Linked DNA regions of Homo sapiens: regions 2 and 3 are each linked to region 1. The links are chromatin contacts, found by Hi-C or POLR2A ChIA-PET in ENCODE. All regions are on one chromosome and are shown on one strand. Each heading gives the region's core, a stretch centred on a gene start or an enhancer-like site at or near the end of the contact. The rest is flanking DNA. Distances are from core to core; before and after follow the strand shown.

The links. A loop is a pair of places that touch in the nucleus more often than their neighbours do. ChIA-PET counts read pairs that join two places held with the same protein, here RNA polymerase II (POLR2A). Pooled maps may share reads with other maps.
Region 2: a loop to region 1 is called in a map of left ventricle myocardium inferior, with 8 times the contacts of the local background. The contact joins two enhancer-like sites. A Hi-C loop is called at or near these places in 4 of 168 maps with a recorded cell type or tissue (CD8-positive, alpha-beta T cell, OCI-LY7, PC-9 and 1 more) and 3 of 50 pooled maps.
Region 3: a loop to region 1 is called in a map of PC-9, with 15 times the contacts of the local background. The contact joins two enhancer-like sites. A Hi-C loop is called at or near these places in 3 of 168 maps with a recorded cell type or tissue (PC-9, astrocyte of the cerebellum and endothelial cell of hepatic sinusoid) and 1 of 50 pooled maps. POLR2A ChIA-PET finds 5 or more read pairs at or near these places in 2 of 52 experiments (OCI-LY7 and activated T-cell).

The regions. Positions count from the first base shown.
Region 1 is chr3:30,537,481-30,541,964 of GRCh38, reverse strand. No RefSeq gene overlaps it. Among named protein-coding and RNA genes, the nearest start is that of LINC01985, 21 kb to the right of the region's middle. Within about 2 kb of position 2,009, at least 5 of the 41 ENCODE cell types and tissues checked have a DNase peak (open chromatin) inside an H3K27ac peak, as active enhancers do.
Region 2 is chr3:30,472,115-30,476,457 of GRCh38, reverse strand. No RefSeq gene overlaps it. Among named protein-coding and RNA genes, the nearest start is that of LINC01985, 45 kb to the left of the region's middle. Within about 2 kb of position 2,942, at least 6 of the 41 ENCODE cell types and tissues checked have a DNase peak (open chromatin) inside an H3K27ac peak, as active enhancers do.
Region 3 is chr3:30,438,158-30,443,132 of GRCh38, reverse strand. All of the region lies in intron 4 of LOC101927995 (a long non-coding RNA gene), which reads right to left. It overlaps LOC105377013 (a long non-coding RNA gene), which reads left to right. Exons shown (of 4, transcript XR_940683.2): 3 at 1,979-2,126. Among named protein-coding and RNA genes, the nearest start is that of LINC01985, 78 kb to the left of the region's middle. RefSeq lists a silencer at 1,862-2,156. Within about 2 kb of position 2,097, at least 10 of the 41 ENCODE cell types and tissues checked have a DNase peak (open chromatin) inside an H3K27ac peak, as active enhancers do.

The sequences.
Region 1 (4,484 bases), core at 760-3,259:
ACACACTTCTATCTTGTTTAAGCTGCTGTTTGTATGTGTGTGTTTCTCTCTCATTCATCTCAACAGTGCTTTATCTACAGAATAATCCTTGCAAAAGCCAAATCTGAACACTTAACACTTCTTACTACATTATAACCTTCCAGTGACTCTTGTTTGTCTCGAGGATAAAGTTCCACTTCCTCAGCAAAGCATACAAGGCTTGCTCATTCTGAAGTTGGCTACTATGTAATGGGATCTTCCATTATGGATGGAGCTAGTAGCAATTATGGTAATAATGGCTATTCTTGGTCTGAACTGCATATCAAATCTCCCAATAAGGAATACAGGTAAATCTGTGTCTCAGGACATCAACCAGAGAGGGGTTTAACATTCAATATTTATTAAAATTTTATTATTTTCTAGGTCCAAGGGCTCTTTATAGATCAACCTATTTAATCCTCAAAACAATTCTGTGAGATAGGTAGTATTACTATTCTTACTTTATAGAAAGAGACTGAGGCACAGAAAGACTAAGTCAAATATCCCAGTACTGACCACTTAATAAACATTAGGGCTAGAGTTTAACCCCTAACAATCTAATGCCAGAGCCTGCTTAACTAATGTGCTATGTGTTACCAGCTGTCTCTATAGAAAGCTAATTCTAACTGGTATGAGATGGTATCTCATTGTGGTTTTGATTTGCATTTCTCTGATGGCCAGTGATGATGAGCATTTTTTCATGTGTCTATTGGCTGCATAAATGTCTTCTTTTGAGAAGTGTTTTTTCATATCCTTCACCCACTTCTTGGTGGGGTTGATTTTTTCTTGTAAATTTGTTTAAGGTCTTTGTAGATTCTGGATATTAGCCCTTTGTCAGATGGGTAGAATGCAAAAATTTTCTCCCATTCTGTAGGTTGCCTGTTCACTCTGATGGTAGTTTCTTTTGCTGTGCAGAAGCTCTTTAGTTTAATTAGATCCCATTTGTCAATGATGGCTTTTGTTGCCATTGCTTCTGGTGTTTTAGTCATGAAGTCCTTGCCCATGCCTATGTCCTGAATGGTATTGCCTGGGTTTTCTTCTAGGGTTTTTATGGTTTTAGGTCTAACATTTAAGTCTTTAATCCAACTTGAATTAATTTTTGTATAAGGTGTAAGGAAGGGATCCAGTTTCAGCTTTCTACCTATGGCTAGCCAGTTTTCCCAGCACCATTTATTAAATAGGGAATTCTTTCCTCATTTCTTGTTTTTGTCAGTTTTGTCAAAGATCAGTTGGTTGCAGATGTGTGGTATTATTTCTGAGGGCTCTGTTCTGTTCCATTGGTCTATACCCAAAGGATTATAAATCATGCTGCTATAAAGACACATGCACACGTATGTTTATTGTGGCACTATTCACAATAGCAAAGACTTGGAACCAACCCAAATGTCCATCAGTGATATACTGGATTAAGAAAATGTGGCACATATACACCATGGAATACTATGCAGCCATAAAAAAGGATGAGTTCATGTCCTTTGTAGGGACATGGATGAAGCTGGAAACCATCATTCTGAGCAAACTATCGCAAGGACAAAAAACCAAACACCGCATGTTCTCACTCATAGGTGGGAATTGAACAATGAGAACAGTTGGACACAGGGCAGGGAACATCACACAGTGGGGCCTGTCGTGGGGTGGGGGTAGGGAGGAGGGATAGCATTAGGAGATATAACTAATGTAAATGACAAGTTAATGGGTGCAGCACACCAACATGGCACATGTATACATATGTAACAAAACTGCACGTTGTGCACATGTACCCTAGAACTTGAAGTATAATGATAATAATAATAATAAAAAATAAGTTTAAAAAAAAAGAAAGCTAATTCTAACAGCCCAAAGATTTTCCAGGGCTGTACCATATTTCCTTCCCATATCTGTTATCAGAAGCAGAGGCCTGTGCTGTTTCCATCTTTCCCAGGATTATTTCAATAAAAGGAACGGGGGGCTTTTTTATGATTCACTCATTCATGCCTAAGTTATTAGAAGTGTGAGCTCATTTCTGGTTGACTCAGATACTTTATATAGTCATAGGCAACATCTAACACTTATTCTAGTATACTCTTACAGTTAATAAATAGTAAGAAATACAAACTCATCTGTAATGTAATAACTTCAAACTTCTAAATATTTTAAATTTAACCTTACTTGCCCAAAGTGAACTAAATCATGATGACATTTATTAAGAATTTCCTCATCCTATAGCAAAGTATAATGCATGACTGGGTGAAAAGAGGGAATTTGCACTGTGTAAATGTCCGAAGGGCCAGAAAGATTTAAATGAAATCCGGGGGTTCTATAATTTTTATATTATTTGTATGCTTATGCATGCATAAGCGAGGAAGATTAATGAAAAGAAAGGATAATTAAAATTGTGGGATATTTTCTGAATTCCTTCCTCAATAGTTCTTTGGAAATGCACAAGCCCTATTATTTTCTCCTATGTTCACTGATATGCCAAGTCACAGAATGTTGTTAGACCGGTTATTGGTGTCAAAAGTTGAAATCCTATCCAATTAATTGCTTACAACATTGCTAGAATTTCTTCACACAGTTCCCTGCAAAAGCATCTATAATACACTGGCGGGGGCTACGTCTTTGCTTTTAAGGTATTTCACTGATGGACTGAACTTGTTGAATGTCTGGTACGTGTTAATAATTAGAATACAGTTGACTATTTATACCCAGGCTTGTTCCAGAAGGGATTTAAAAAATCATTTAATAAAATACATATGAAATAGCAAATAAATGATTTAAAAAAAGACTCAGGAAATTTCAGTGAAAGTAAAAGTGAGTCAGGACACAAAAATCACACAATGAAGTCACGCATATTTTCTAGAGGTATGCCAAAAACTTGTAAGTTTCTGCTAGCCAATGAGAAGAAGGAAACACTAGAGGTGAGTGAGTCACACTACTTATAGTGTTAAATCTATCTAGTTGCTGAAGAGATGAACAATTCTATCTGATTATGAGATCAGAATTTTCTCCCAAGTCTTTACAGACAGGATACCATATATTGTCATACACATAATCTCAACAGTAAACACAGACACAAGTTATTCAGTGAAGTTTATATAATACACCTCAGTATTGGCTGCTGGCATCTCACCAAAGTGCAATTAAATAAAAAAAGAGCTACTGAGGCTAATGTGAAGAGCTGTGAGCCCATGACTCCCAGATGATTTGACTCAAACTAGGGAAGATTAGAGAACTTGTAATAGTAGTTCTTGAACATTTATATCCATAAAAATATCCCAAAACATAAAGAATGGGTTGCTGTGCTTCTTCCTCATTGAGTCAGGTTTAGTCCATCTGGAGAGAGACCCACAAATATCTGTTTTCAATTATTAGCCCTCTTTCCTTGAAGTTATTCCAATGTAGAAGGTAAGCAGACCATCATGGAAAAACCAGAGATTAAAAGCAACAAGTAGCATTATTTGATATCAATTAATGAACTATCAGAGGATACTAGCAAGAAATGATCATTTTAACTTGAGATTAATTGATCTGTAACAAGTTTTGGGGGTAGTGTTAATATAAACTTGTTGAGCTGCCCTACTAGGGAGGATGCTGTACTAGAAAATATTTTTTCCTTTTCTCTACAAAGTGAAAATACCCACTGCATCAAAGAATGGATGGGGATAGAAAATCACTCAGAATTGTTGAGTGGAGACTTCTTAAAGGTGCCATTTCTTAGATGTGTGGTTGTGGGAAGAGGTCTTATTAGAATTATGTTTTTGGGATGTTGGACACTTTTCAGAAAATTGTGGCCCTGTGTAATGAAAGTTATGATGTGGTCTCCACATTCCCACTTCAGTACTTAGGCATTTGATCACCCAGCTGCCAGGAGTCTTTTCTTCTGATGGTTCTTCACAGAAATTGTCCTCCTTACCAAGGTTATATGCTTAACGCAGCTAGCATCCCATGACCCACTGGTGCAGAGAGACAAGACCTGGATGGATATCTCTGAAGGACCATCTTGTATTACAGCTTCTCTTGAGATTAGCTGAAGTCTTTGTAGGACCTGCATCACAGTTTGACTTCTTCCTCCTTCCAATCCTTTGTTCCTTACCCCTTGCAGATGTAGATCCCTAGAGGATTCTCCCCAAACTTCCTGCTCACAACCATCTCAGATTCCACTTCCTAGAGAATCTGACCTAAGACGTGGATATAAATCTCCTGATCTTCACCTCACTGATGCTACTACCTATGTTCCTTTGCAATTTGATTTTAATTATATTCACCCACCTTTCCTTTCTGTATCTGTCTTTTATTTTTCTTCAGCTCTGTTCTTGATATTTAAGGGCTTCTTAGTGTGGACACCTTTTTACTTCCTCAATGATTTTTTTTTTTTTTTTTTTTTTTGAGACAGAGTCTCACTGTGTTGCCTAGGCTGGAGTGCAGTGGAGCAATCTCAACTCGCTGCAACCTTCAACTGCCAGGTTCAAGCAATTCTCCTACCTCAG
Region 2 (4,343 bases), core at 1,693-4,192, 66 kb after region 1:
AATTTTTTTTAAGTCACATAAATTTATAAGGTAAAACTGGAATCCAATCCATCCTACCCAACGCCATAGCTACTTCAATTATGTCAAAATAACAGAAAAGATACAGAAATAATAAAACATTACTATAATAACTAGCATAAAACAAAATACTTATGTATCCAAAAGAACACAAAAACAAGTAAAGTAAATCTTTCCAGACTGGAAGTCAGGAGATCTGTGTTTTACAAGATCTTTTCTTTCAGTTTGCTACATGTGTTAGGCAAATCACTTCATTTTTCTCATCTTTCTTTTCCTTCTTGGTGTTACAGCTTATTTTCTAAAAACCACTATTTTGGATATTCCTGTTTCAGTTGTTTTCATTCTCTCTTCTTGGAAGCACCTGAGAACAATTGCTTAAATTTTAACTTTTTACTCAATTTTACTCCCTAAGCACCTGGCTTGCCTCACGCCAGTCCTGGCCCTGCTCTCCACAAAAGCCCAGGAAACTCCTAACATTGCTTCCAATCATTAAAAACTTTCACAAGAGTCAGTCATTAACACCTTCCGCAAGAGGCCTTAGGCTCACCTCTCCAAGGAGACTGAAAATCAGAAGGAATACATTTCCAGTGGAATTATAAAGGTCCTAAATTATTACCTGGGTAAGTGGGATTGTCCACCCCTTCCAATTTTCCTGTTTCTTTTTCTCCTTTTCTTTTTCCTCTCTTTCTTTTCAATTTTGCTGCATGTGGGGCTCCTTTCATGCTTCTGCATTATATCAGGTATATACCCATCAAAATGCCCTTGAATGGACCGTAGTAAGAATAGGAGTAACATCTCTCCTCTCAGATGACATCAGGTATGACCTCTGTTATCCTCTATGATTGTTGCTCTCATGAGCATTCCTACCCTTGATCTGGACTTTGCATCTTTTCGGGTGATGTTCATGTAGTATTTGGTTTATATTATCTTCTCCTGAGAATAGAAGCGTGTAATGGCCATGTATTGGGGGAAGTTTGGGCGTTTGGCATGTTGGCGGCACAGCCCTGTTAAGCACTTCTTTTGTTCTCAGTTCCACCCAGGTCTGGAGGTAGAATAGCTGGCTGATTGCTCACAGCACCTTGGTATAAGAGCAGGGGAAACCCACAGCTGCTGAAGGTTGAAGCTCTTTGTGGCTTAAGCTGGGCTGGGTTGAGTTCAATGCTCCATTTAGGGATTGAAAGACATGTCTTCCAAACTTCTGAATTGTATTCCAGAGAGCCCCAACATAGGAAAGTGGGACAACTCTGAGTGAGAAAAACTGGGAACAAACCCAATAGCTTTTCTCTCCCTGCAGACCTCATGGGTTTCATTATTAGCTATGAGTGTTTTGGGTGTCAGGACTGAAAGTTCATTGTATATGCTGCCTCTTGAAGTAAACTGTCAGTAGTAGACCAAGAAGTTATTGAAGGGCTCTAGATTATTTTTAGGTGAATACAAACAAACTTGAGCTATCATTTAAAAAAAAAACTTCGGGAGGATTAAATTAGAAAAACAAACAAACAAATAAGCAAGCAAACAAGAAACAACAGCAGCAAAAACAAACCCTACACAAAGATAATTAAAAAAGAAACAAAATTAACACCCCTGAATGGTATTTGAGTAATGGTGAAAGACAGAATCAACACATTACCTTGTCCTTAAAATTCACTGAAATAGCAGAGAATGATAAATAATACACATGCAATGAGGAAAACAAAAATCTCTTGCATTTCCATGCTCTCCAGAGCTTAGCTGAAATAAGTCCCCGTTCCTGTTTGAGTTTGGCCTTGTAGGGCTTTGAAATCAGAAAACAATCCCTGCACACAGAATTGGATGCTCACTAGCTAGCATTTAAAAATAGGAAATGAAAATGAGTGACAAAATAGAATACTGGAGAAGAGAGGAAATAAACCACTTTCCCATCCTACTACTCTTTCATGATCTATTCTGTCCCACAGGCATAGTGGAAATTGCTTTGCTTGTGCTGGCAATGGGGTTTCACCATAAGTTATTAAAAAGTCAAATCAAGGTTTTTTAGATCCTTGTAATTACAAAGCTAAAAAGCAATTGGAAACATATATTCAGTACCTTCAGAGCATTTGCTGTGACTTCCCAGTGACATATAGTCAGGGGCATGCTATTGGGTGAGGATTTTTCTCTTCAATTCCTTCAGCCTTTTCTGAAAGAAAACAGAATTCTCGCACCATCTTTCAATTAAATGAATTCAGTTAATTAGCTTCACAAACAGAGCACATTTCCTATTCAGCAGAGGATTCATTAAGATTGTCTTTTTGTAGCCAGCTCTGGCCCTCACCTTACTGGCTAGATGGGCTAGGTATCACACATTAGGGTCTGCATTTGAGTCAAAGTTTGTCCTGAGTTAAGAGTTTGGGTAGGAAGACAAGGACCGAACTTGGGGTGTGTATAAGTTGGGGAATGAAAGAGTGTGTGTCATGAAAAAGTGTGAAAGAATCAGAATGATCTCATGATTTGAAAAAAGACAATAACGCAATGGTTCATTTGTAGTCTCTCTGGGGTATGTGTTCTGAGAAATTTTTCCTGCCTCATCATATTTGCTTCACTGAGATCCAGTAACAATGATTCATGATTTTATCACAGTGGAGCTGAACAACTGGCTACAAACATACATAGAAAATAGATCATCTAACCATGCCTCGTGTGTGCCACATGCAGCTGGGGAGGCAAACCTGGGAAGAATCTCAGCACATAGTCTCCAGTTCACCTAGAAGGACTATGTTTTAGAAAAAGAATAGGAATCGAAGCCACCTCCCTGGGGTTTTTGATGCAGTTGACTGTATGGCATAACAGACTCTAGGAATGTTTGAGCCTGTCCCATCTGTTTTCTTGATAATGAGGAAACAGGCTAAGGGAGGTCAAGCACTTGTGCAAGATCACACAGTTGGCCAAGAGCAGAGCCCTCTATAATCCCTGTTGCTTGGCCATTGCACATCAGTCTCTGGATGGCCTTGAAAAAACAGCTTCTCTTCCCTGTTCTGTCTAGTGGTTTCTTGTTCTCCATTTTTGTTGAGAGGTTTTTGGGGCTAGTGGTTATGGATATGGGCTCTGGAGACAGTCAACTTGGGTTCAGATCTTGCTTCTGTCACTTAATAGCTCTATAATTCTGTACAAGTTACTTTTCTGAGCCTCAGTTTCCTCTTCCATAAAATAAATTGTTGTAAACATATAGATGGCCGTACATGTAACATGACCCAGCTCTCTTGCTCCCCTTCCCCTTTCCCCCTTACCTTTACTTTCTTTAAATAACAGGCTTCATCCACCTTTGATAAATATGGGAATTGTGATTCAAGAGGCTTATGATCCATAAGGCAGAAGATCAGGCTGATACATTACAGTCTTGAGACAGATATTTGTTGTTTTACCTACCTAGAGTTTTCCCATTCTTCTCAGAATAGAACACCCCTTCCTTTACCCACTCCAATGATGTGGTCATAGATAGAGTAACTCACTATGTTCCCAGATGGCCCTGTCCCACTGATCACAATTAATTTGTCCATTATTAGGCACCTATACCAAATTGAGCAAATAGGTTATTCGCCTAGATTTTTACTAAAGGATCTGAGGGGAAAAAAATAAAGGTTCTCATTTTTAGTGGTGAAGCTGAGGCATAGGAGACTTAGGGATACTGACACCCACCACATGGAGAAAGCCTAACCTCACTGAGAGAAAATGAAGTTATCAGAATAAGATGTGGAAATGAGCCAGAGAACATCTTGGCATTATTCAAGTTCCTATACTCAGCTCTTCATGGGGCTCAACTCCACTCCTATATTTGATATATTTAACTTTTTCACTCTTTATTTGATTAGGTGAGATACCTTGTTATCCATCCGTTCGCCGAATGCTCCTTTTACCTAAGTACTTTCAGACAAGAGATATATATTGAGGGCAAGTGTCTTAGTTTTCCAAAATCTAAGAAAATGTCACCCTTCTTGTATGGTTGCCTTGAGGAATAAATATCATATGAAAAGCCCCTGGTTCTTAGTGAGTATGCATGTTTTAACTTTACATGAGTTTAAGTGCAGGATCTGCCACTCATTAGATAACATGCATATGAGATTTCTGGTGGCTCAGTTATTGACCTTTAAGACAGTGCTGATAATAACTCCATCACAGTGTAATTATTAGCACTAGTGGAATCATGAATGACATGTGAGAGAGCATTGTATTTTAAGGAGTGCTATTCAAAGATACAGTGAACTGTGGCCTTAGTATCACTATATTAAACCTTCCACATTTCTGAGTATTGTTTGAGGAAATCTTCCTGCCACACTCTTCCTTCACACTCTTCATATGAATGGCTAGTA
Region 3 (4,975 bases), core at 848-3,347, 99 kb after region 1:
TTCCTTTTCCTACCCTCGTCTCCCTGTCATCCATTGTCCACAAAGCAGTCACAAAGGCTGATATCAACCTTAAGACTATTCAGGACTTTATATCACACTTGGAATAAAATCCATACTCTCTCTTTTGGCCTGGGTGACTCTTCTTGATCTAGCCCTTACCTCATTCTGGGAATCCCATTTCGTACCACTTGTTCACAGTGCCTCAGCCCTACTGGCTACTCTCTAGTCTGTTTCTTGAACAAGCTAAGGCCATATTTCCTAGCACGTGCTATATCCTTGTTTACAAATGTAAATGGCTGGCTTCATCTTCTCATTTCGGTCTCTTTTCGAAGTGACTGTGTCAGAGAGGTCTTTCCTGAACATTCATTTCAAACCAGTCTTCTCCACCCTTACCTTTCATCTTTTTTTTTTTTCTTTCTGAGATGGAGTCTCACTCTGTTATCTAAGCTGGAGTGTAGCAGCACTCTCTTGGCTCACTGCAACCTCTGCCTCCTGGGTTCCAGCGATTCTCCTGCCTCAGTTTCCAGAATAACTGGAATTACAGACATGCATCACCACACCTGGTTAATTTTGTATTTTTAGTAGAGATGAAATTTTAGCATGCTGGCCAGGCTAGTCTGGAACTCCTAACCTCAAATGATCCACCTGCCTTGGCCTCCCAAAGTGTTGGGATTACAGGCATGGGACACCATGCCCGGCCCTCACCCTTCATCTTACTACCTTGCCTTATTTTCTTTACAGCACTTTTTACTGCTTAAAAATACAGAATATATTTATTTGCTTCCATGTTTATTTTTTACTTCCTTAACAGAATATAAGCTCTCTGAGGGCAAGGATTTTATCTTTTCCAGCTATAACCCTAACCTTTAATACAGTGCCTGTCACATAAACAAATACTGAAAAAAAAGCTATTTGGATTATTGAATGACTGAGAAAGCGAATTTTCAATGGGATTTCACATGCTGGATCTCTTGGCATATGGAATGTGGATGGAAGGAAAAAAACGTGTTATTCTCTGATTCACTAGGCCTTCCTTAGGGTAGGGACAAACTTAAATCTTGCTCTTCTGTGAGCAGATTTAAAAGAGAGTCAATGGAAGACAGTCTGTGATATTTAGGAACGTCTGTAATCTCCAAAGTGAGGAAAAGAAGAAGTTTCAAATGTCAGTGATAAATGTGGAGAGGGAAAACATTGGAACACAGCAGTGCATCTCTCTGGTCATACAACATGACAGAGTCGCTTCAACAATTTCATCTCTTGTGCCCAGGGAAAGGCATTGAGCTCCATATCAGATGTGAGTTCAAGTTTTGCCTTTGTTCTCATCAGCTCCTGCAAACCTAGGCAAGGCACAGATACCTGGGCCTGATTTTTCACTGGTGAAATGGGAAGGATAATGAAAGGAGAAAATAATTTTTATTAAGTCTTACTGTCTTCTAAGCCCTAAGTACATATCTGCCTGTATTATTTGGTTTAGTTCTTATGATAATCCCCCATTGCTACACCCTTCTCCACCCCAACCCTGTGCTACAGATAAAGATACTGAAACTCAAGAGGGATTTGATAATAGTAGTAATTATGAAAAGGCACACATGTAGCCAGTGACAGAGCTGGTATTAAAGCTTCATGTCAATTTGAGCTTGCAGCTCATGGTTTTAACGGCTGTGCTATGGGGTTTTCCCTTCAATATGATTGGGAGAACAAAACGAAGTCACCTTCCAGCTCTAATAAAACGTATCACACCCTCTTGTAATTGTTATGAACACATATGCCTCCTCCATCAGAGTCAAAGTTGCAAACCTGTCCATAATTCAATTCAAAGTTGCAAACGTGTCCATAATTCACCTTTGTGTCTCCATTATCTAGCACAGAGCCTGGTTCATAATAGGTATTTTTAAAAAATGTCCGTCTCTCTTTCCTGGCACCTTTCCTTGCTTTCCTTTTCTCTGGTGACAGAAATTACATTTGCCATAACCCACAGGGTCATAACAAAGACATTCCTGGGGAAGGAGTGAGAAGCAGAGCACAATCGTCAAGTCTCTTTCTTTCAACCTGCTGATAAACCACACTGCTGTTCCAACTCCTGCAAATCCAGCTTTGCCAAGAACTTTGTGTGCTTTCCACAGCAGGTTGGTGTGAATGCTATGTTTAGAACACAACCGTAAGTAGTCAGGGGTTTTAAAATTCTAGAAAGTATTGTTAGTTTTGTCCAAACACAGAGCTTGGCCTCAGTAACTTTGCAAGGTACAGGAACAAGACCCCTGCCCACACAGTGTATTTGGATTCAACAATGTTAATTTCACATAAGGGAAAAAGGGCTCTATGATTCCAGGACCAAGAGGTGGAGATTCAACAAATACTATAGGATACACAAGTTTTAGAAAATATAGGTTTTTTTTATTGCCACCTACTGTTGAAGTTATGACGGAAATAATTTATAATTCTTATTTATTTTCTTGCTTCTTTATTAAGGCCCCAAAGAGAAATGTAAACAGATGTTCTCAGCTACATGTTTTTGTTTATTAATTTTTCAAGTTTATTATTTGTGCAATACGTAATTTCTCTTTGAATCCTTTTATTTGTATAGATAGTAAATAATGATGTGAGAGTCAACACACCAGGATGAATGAATCATTCCTGGGGACTAGAGAACTGCCACTCATTTTACAGATAGAAGAGAATAAAATTTCAAGAATGTGAAATGGCATGCTTTACAACAGTAGATTGGACAGTCAGGAGCAAGGCTGAGAAACAAAGGCCAAACCTCAATAGTCTCTCATCAATTAGTAATCAGAATCAGATTTTGTGAAAGTCCATTGGAAAGAAAACAAGAAATCTGGCTAATACTTCAAATGAAAAGTATGCTTGAGGAGTATTGAATTGTTTGCCTTGGCTGCCATCTGCCTTTTAAATGGCCTTGACCCAATAGGCAGTTGGGAACCGTAAGGCTGATCTCCTACTCCCTAAGCAAATGAGACTTCACTGCAGTTAAAAGAGGTTGAGTACCAGGAAAGGAGAGGATGTGCCAAACCATTTACTTTTTTATTAATTTCACTTCTTGGCCGATAAATGGCCATTACTTTGGAAATTTAAAAAGTCATTCTGTTGTAGAAAGGTACCAATTGTAGAAAGAGGCAAATAAGTTTACTTCTTTTTATTTTCTTTTTGACGGAGTCTCGCTCTGTCACCAGGCTGGATTACAGTAGTGCGACCTCAGCTCACTGCAACCTGCACCTCCCAGGTTCAAGCGATTCCCCTGCCTCAGCCTCCCAAGTAGCTGGGATTTCAGGGGCACACCACCATGCCTGGCTAATTTTTTGTATTTTAGTAAAGACGGGTTTCACTATTTTGGCCAGGCTGGTCTTGAACTCCTGACCTCGAGATCCACCCGCTTCAGCCTCCCAAAGTGCTGGGATTACAGGAGTGAGCCCACAAGCCCAGCCAAGTTTACTTCTTTATGTCGAGATTTTCTTGTGTGATTTAAAATTGTTTATATTCTACAAATAAATATTGAGCAAGACTACCCATGAATGGAACTCTGTACAGAATTATGGGGCTGGATGGAGCCCTGGAGATTACCCAGAATGATCCCTTAATTTAACCACAGAGGAAACGAAGACTCCAGAGAAAAGAAAAAACAAAAACAAAAAATAATACCTCTTTGATGTAACATTCTCATCTAGTAGCAGGACTGTGACTTGAACCCAGCTCACTTAATTCCTAAGTAATCTCAAATTCTGTCTACCATTTGCTCCCACCATCACCATAGATTTTCAATTCCTCACCTTAGATAAGGTCACTCAGCTAGCATATTGCAAAACACAGAGGCTTTTTTTTTTTTCACTCTGAGTTCAATGGTCTTTCCACCTACCACCATCACTTTTTGTATTGGATTTTAAAATAATAATACATAAGAAAATGTAAAAAGTTACAGTGTGCCAATTGTGCCTTTTTGCCTCTAGATTCTATGCTGCAAAATATCTGAATTTCTATTCTTAGAATGAAAATATATCCTAGAAACATCAGAGGGCAAGATGAACCACAGAAAGAATCCCAAGACATTTTGCTGGTAAAACTGATTTTTTCTTAGTTGTCTCTTTTGTTCTGAAAGGGAACAACTTGAACAGTAGTCTCATTGGAAAGGAGGGCCATATAAATTATTTTTTATGAGGTACAACCCGTTTATACATAGAAACAAGAAAAGCAGATTTTGACATGGTTATTAATTACCCCAAAGCAATTTTTTAGTACTTTGACATTATTATTATTCTAAAGTCACTGTAGGAAATCACAGAAAAACTATTTCCCTTTAAAATGTACTGAGATAGTAGTTGTTTTAAAATATCTTCCAACTCTAAAAGATAGCAGTATTGCTTTACTCTAAAATTATGTCTCGATCTCTTTTGCATTTTTTCCTTAATTGTTCACTTTGTGGTAACAATTAGAATTCTGAAGAAAAGTAACCACAAGGAGATTCCTGGGGAAAAATAAATAGGAAGTTGATTCTGAAAACAGAACTCTTCTCTTGCAAAAGAGGCCATAGTTGGTGGTCCCAAACTCTTTATAGTTCCAATAAACAGACCTACACTTCAGAAAATGATCACCACCTGTAAGGTCAATGATCCCAATGACCATGAGATCATTACCACATAGAGGAAGATTTGGTTGGAATGGCATAAAAATTGAATTTATTGATAACTTAAATTCTTCCCATTATCAAAAAGGATGTGAGGTGGCATATAATAAAAGCCAGAGATGCGTAAGGGGATCAGATGAGGAACAGAAAGTCAAACCTGCTGAGGGCTATTCATTAACAGGCTAAGTGGCTGGCAGTTCTTGAGACAGCCTCTCCCACCCGATCCTTCTGAAGAGAGTTCTGATTCTTTTTGTAGGTAAATGATTGTTCATGCCAGAACATGGGAAACTTCTTTCCATCCCTCCCCACCCTCATTCTAATTTGAAGTACAACTCATATACA